Regions from separate parts of the Homo sapiens genome. Here region 1 is linked to region 2. Evidence: chromatin loops called from intact Hi-C (ENCODE). Cell type or tissue: mammary epithelial cell. All regions are shown on one strand. Links, peaks and the distances in the headings refer to the core of each region. The heading gives the core; the rest is flanking DNA.

Region 1 (2,909 bases), core at 299-2,798, 58 kb after region 2:
TCATGCAATTAAAGATGGTGACAACTGAGATGCGTCCTAAATTCCACTCCAGCAGACTACCGTGAGGGATTCCAGGCCAGTGTCGCAAGGAAGGGCAGCAAGACAAAGACAATTGGAAGTCCAGATTTCAGAAGACAAAGCTGAGAGACCAAGGTGACAAGAGATCACAGGCCACAAACCTGGCGGGTGACCTGCAGAGGCAGAGAGAGAGAGACAGAAAACTCAGGATATATGAAGAGGTTTCCCCTAAAGTATTCAACTGTGTACTGATCAGAGCCCCGGCTGAGAAAACTTTCCAAGGCCAGGAAAGAACCACCCTAAAACTATTATGGTGTAACTTTCCTCCAACCCTCTCCCTGTACCTCTGTTAGGGATCCCCATTTCCTCATTTCTAAATTAAGGAGTTTGGCTCAGATCAACCTTTTATTGTTCCTGTGAATTGGCTCCTCTGAGCTTTTTAAAAAAGGATTCCACATCCCACCTTCACAGACTCTGATTCAGTATGTCGGGGTGTAGCTATGGAATCTGCACTTTTACCTGCCTCATCCCACAACCCCCGCCTCAAATGAGCACCGCGTTGTTTAAACAACCGTCTATGTGGCCACAGAATGACCTCAATGCTTTCCTAAAACTCCAGAACCTATGAAGGTAACCTGTGCTTGCAGCTGTGCTTGCTTACAGAAACAAAGGCTGGATGTCAGTAACCACCGTGCTACAAGATGGGAAAGAGCTCAGCAGCGCTACCCTAACATGAATCTTTGCTAATTACCATACCTAAATCTCTGCCCCGGGGAGAAATGCACCTTGCTAGGCACATGTAGTGCTGTGGTGCAACAGAAAGAATGAGACTGCCACATTCAGGTCTTCCTGGAAAGCCCCACCTCTTTCCAGGAATCCTTGTCCTCAGTCTCCACCTAGGAGTCCTAAAAGACCTTAAAAAGCACCCCCTCACTACACCCCAGGAACTTTGAACAGGAGCTCTCCTGTTCCATTCCCTGATCAGTGAATAAAGTTTCTGCTCTGCTTAACCGAACCTGGTCTCATTCTATGGGTGCAAAGGGCACCAGGGAAGGAAAGGATCCACCAGGGTCAAACGACACTCTTGAGATTCAGGAACACCCAGACGATCTCCATGTATCTTTTCAGGAGTAACACTCTTGGCCTTTGAAGCTGAGAGGCAGGAAGGGAATTACCACAACGGGCGGGGCCCAGCTCCCCATCCAAAACCTCCTTGGTTTTGGGCTGAGATCCTTCTGTCTACTGCCCCTGCCGGCCATCCACCTAACTCCGGGTCCGACCCAGAACCAGAAAAACCACTCAAAGAACCGGCGAGCCTGACCAGACAGTGCACGTGCTAGTGCCCGCTGCTCCCGATTCGCAGGTGTTGGGAAGACTTCTCTCTTGCCTGTCTAAGCTGAACTTTTCCCGCCTGGAAGAGCAGGCTGGCGCGCGGGAGGGAGCCTGGGAATTGACACTCTCGCTGGCCAATGGACGAAGAGTCTCTGGAGGCTGTTTTCTCTCATTGGATGGAAATGATTCATCCTCTCATCCACTTTGGAAGCTAATTCGCATCACTCCAGACAGTGATTGAAGAGAGGAAAAGGGATGAGAGTGCACGCCTGGGCGCACGCGCTCGCGGGCGGGTCAGACGGCCAGGCCGAGGGGACTGCGCGCCCACCCGCCCACCCTCCCTATTTGTCCAGATGACCCATCCCGGTCCCAGCGATCCCCTCCCCCGAACCACTCGGTCCACAGCCAGTTCCCGCGTACCAGGATAAACTAAGCAGTCACTGCCCTGCTTCTTCCTGCTCATCGGCGTCCCCTGTCTCCCAGTGGAAGCCAAGGAGGGGTTGCGCGGCAGCCGGGTGGGTATGGGAGATGCCTGGCGGTTTCGCGCTTTTTCCGCCTTTTGATTGCGAGTGGGAGCAGCGCGCTGAGGAGAGCTGCAAGGGGAATAGCCCGCCAAGGTGCTTCGGTGTGTGGCCATTGCTGCCCTTCTGCCGCTGATGGGTCGGCGGCGGTGGCGGGACGTGCATCCAGGCGGGATCCAGCGGCAGCAGCAGAGAGAGCTCCACCCTGATGATGCAGAGGCCCAGCTTCCAGCTGACTGCAAGTCGCAGAGCAGGCTGCACCCGCGTCTGCGTGAGGTCTAGAGGGACTTGGCCTGCTCCGCAAATGATCCAACTTCGTGGAGGGGCTGGCGAACACAGACAATGCCAGTCTGGACGAGGAAGGGGCCAGCACTGCTTAGGCCTGTTTCCCAGGACGCGCATTACTGGGTGCGGAACTTTACCCCTCAGATGAAGAGTATTTAGGCCTGTTTCCCAGGAGGCGCATTACTGGGTGTGGAACTTTACCCTTCGGATGAAGACTCCAGAGTTGGGTATCTCCAAAGTGATAATCAAGTAAGTGCTTTGCATGGGGCTTGAGAAAACATCTTACTGTTTAAGAACAGAACGTCTTACTGTCTAAGAACATGAATAGAAGGAGATGCCTTCAGTATTGAGTGTTATTTTTGAGAAGTTGGTCAAAGAAGGGGAGAAGATGGTGGATTAATAGATGATGGTGAAAATTATTTTGTAACTCATAGAAGGACAGATGTTTATGTAAAAGTTGATAGTTTTGGTGGAATCATGAGCATGTTTCTGAACTTAATGTAAAATACACAGAGACTCCTGAAATCACTTAAATTACACGGGTCTTGTGGTGTTTGGAAAGAGCAAACTTTAGAAGTGTAATTGTAAAAATAATATCAAACAGAAACAGGGAAGAGAAAAACGTAAAGACAGCTTTCTCAAATCGCTGTTATTCTTGAATCATCTGAAAGCAGTGCACATGACTGGCACTAATATGCATCGGAGAGTAAATCATTGCACAAGGAGACTTGATCTTCTTTTCATTGTAGAATC
Region 2 (2,909 bases), core at 196-2,695:
GAGAGATGAGTAGGAGTTTGATAGAAGAGAAGAAGGGAACCATCTGGATGTACAATGGAAGAAGTGGCAGGAAGGGCTAAGGAGAATTGGCTTCTGGGGATGGGTTAGAGATAAGGGCCTGGGCACCACATTATGGAGCTTGCAATGGGGTATGTAAAAGCTTATATGGGATGCTCGTTTTCTCTCCTCCCATGGGTTCATAGAGGGCTCACCTCACTCACTCTTGCTAACAAGCTGCCCTCATTTTAGAGAGAGCTGGAGTGGGGTCTCTAACCCTCCAGCAACAGCTTAGGAGCCAGACTTGAAGCCCTGACAGCCAACACTTTCCATATAGACCCTGTTGTCCATCCTATCTTAGGAAGACAATGCACTCAAGAGGAAGGTAACATCTACCTTCGGACTCCAGAGGCTCCAAGGAGCCTCTCTCTCTCTTCAAGACAGGCTTCACCTCCACCTTCATACAGTGGTACTGGGAGATGAACAGGGGTAGGGCGATCAAGATTTAGTTCAACCTGTAGTTCCAGTCGGGTGGTGCTTGGTAGTTGACTCATTTTGGTCCCATTTGATATTTGCAGCCACCTGCTGGGATAGGTGTAACTGTTGCTCCTATTTCACAGATTAGGACAGGATAGTTTGCTAGAGGTCAGAGGACGAGTTGCGGGAGGGAATGGTTGTCAGTTAGGTTTTTAACCTTAGAGCCTCATGTTTTCTTAGGATCTTGCAGGGAGACCTTGGGCAAATTCCTTTTCCTCTTGGGGGGTCTTCATTACCTTTTTGTAAGTTAAAGAGTTCTGCCAGTTTGTGATTCTCTGTACTTTAATGTTCAAACTTATCACTTGGATAGGTTTTTTAAAATGGGGATTCTGGGTACCCCCAATATATTTAATTTCTCTGGGGTGAGGCCGAGATTCATCTTCGCTGAGCTACATCTGTAGAGATTCTGTTTTGATACCATTGGTTGGACTGTGGCTCGGTAATTTGCATTTCTCCAAAGTGAGTCCAGTCAGCTGGTCAACCGCCCCGCCTGTCTCTCTGTGACCCCTTCCGGGCGTCCGCTCTGCTTCTGTACTTGCATCCTGTGGGAATGAGATTGGCGCAAGCAGCCCTCTTTTAGTACCGCCGGGGGCACGCTAGCCAAGCCTTTAAAAACCACGCCGAGCCCTCGGTTTGCAGGTATTCAGGGCAAGCTAAGGCGCGTTTCCGCGTTTGGTATGTTCCCGAGTGCGGCCAGCAGATGACGAGAGAGAACTAGCCAGCAGAATAGGAAGGGGCAAGGAGGCCAGGAAGAAAAGTGGCGGGTGAAGATTGACATTCACTAAAACCAATGGTAGCTTCCGTTCTCCGACTCCCAAGCTTACCTTAATGGTTGACATCCATTAAGGCCAATGGTAGCTTCCGTTCTGTGACTCCCAAACTTCCCATTCTCTTAAGAGGCTGCGTTTGTGGCGCTAAATGGAAGGATGGGCGTGGGGACATGTGCTGGGACATGTGCTCGCTGAAGATACACCTGTTAGTCCAAGGTTGCTGCTGCTCCTAGTGGCTCAACCCTCTTTGACAATTAACCTTCCTCTCAGTTTATTAAGGCTGCCTCAGCTGTGTCTAGGCAAACCTACCCCCCATCACGCTGGGTTTTTGGAGTTTTTTAAAGCGTCGCGGGGTAAAGCCAGCATTACACTTTTCGTTTTCTTAGCAGATAACTATTTCTGGTGCTAACAGCGGGGAGCTGCCGGGCGGGAGTAGGGGTGAAGAGAGAATAGGGTGAGAGATAACAGGTGTGAAGCGTCCCTTAATGCCAGGCATCCTGCTTTGGCACTTTTTATAGGTTTGTCTCAATTATCTTTTTATTTAATTCATTTTCTGTTTCACAGATTATGAAACTTCAAGTAAATTGCCCAAGGACAGCCCTTGAATAATTTTAACTTCTGTCAAACGGCAAAGCCTAAGGTCTTTTATCTTGCAGAGGCTGCTTTGTCAGGATTTCAATGCATGCAGGTCCTGCGAATCGCTGTTCCTCACTCACTGATCCATCTCGCTGTCCACGCATTCATTCACCCATTCATTTCTTAGGAGCTCATCTGCAAGGTGTGGGGCTAGTTGCTACTAAAAATAAAAAAGAAAAGGGACTCTGCTATAAAGTAGAAGAGATTTTTTTTTGAAAGATTTACACAGAATTCCGGTGCTCAGCATGGTTTCGATCTTTCCCCCCAACATACTACTGATACTTATTATGTTCCACATAATATGATGGATTCTGAAGATACAGAGATGGGTGAGATGTATCCTTGCCTATCAGGAGCTCCTTGCCATAGGCAAGAGTAATCTATGAGCTTTAATTTTACATACCTAATTTTTAACGATTTGAGCATCAACTATATATATATATATAGTTTTGAAATTAACATATTAAATAAATATCAGGCACATTTAATTTCTTATTTTTTAGATGAAGGTGAATCTAACTGGTGGTTCAAGTATGTTCTTTGTTCACCCTAGTGGACCATCTTGGGTGCTTCCTGGAGTGCTTCCTCAGACTGCAACCCTACCCCCCTGGTATGTGCTTGGCTCTCTTCATTCTGCAGCACTCTGTCAAATGCCAGGCTTTTAGGGAGGCCTGTTCTGACCCCTTCCTGTTTCCTCTCCCTTTTATCTTCTCCTATCTGGAGGCTCTTTTCCTATTTATTTGTTGTTCTTTCTCCCTCCATCATCTTCTCTTCCTGAATCCTGTGTTGTTTTTTCATATACTACATCTCAGTATGTAGGAAATATGTTTACTGGGTTTTTTTTTTCAAATTTTTTTTCAGTTTCTCTCTCCCTGCTCCAGAATGTAAGCTTCAAGAGGGGCAGTGAAGAGTTCTTAACACCCCTCACTGACTGAGAAACAGTTGGGGATCGAGGGAGACAGCTTTGCC

The links. Hi-C counts contacts between places; a loop is a spot of excess contacts. Peaks named below come from ENCODE experiments on the same cell type or tissue, not always from the same donor. Only the 100,000 strongest peaks of a DNase experiment are listed, where the experiment ranks them.
Region 1: it touches region 2 in a loop (8-fold over the local background); 2 of 110 quality-filtered maps call a loop at or near these places.

Annotation. Positions count from the first base shown.
Region 1 is chr11:58,904,523-58,907,431 of GRCh38, reverse strand. It overlaps a transcript of GLYATL2 not described here and a transcript of GLYATL1 not described here. Among named protein-coding and RNA genes, the nearest start is that of GLYATL1, 34 kb to the left of the region's middle. RefSeq lists an enhancer at 1,549-2,048. In mammary epithelial cell, for the core only: CTCF peaks have their summits at 1,280 and 1,831; DNase peaks (open chromatin) are centred at 1,481 and 2,051; H3K4me3 peaks cover 1,099 bases; H3K27ac peaks cover 964 bases.
Region 2 is chr11:58,962,170-58,965,078 of GRCh38, reverse strand. The region is part of intron 5 of GLYATL1-AS1 (GLYATL1 antisense RNA 1); the gene reads left to right. Among named protein-coding and RNA genes, the nearest start is that of GLYATL1, 24 kb to the right of the region's middle. In mammary epithelial cell, for the core only: no CTCF peak of the experiment used is centred there; a DNase peak (open chromatin) is centred at 1,328.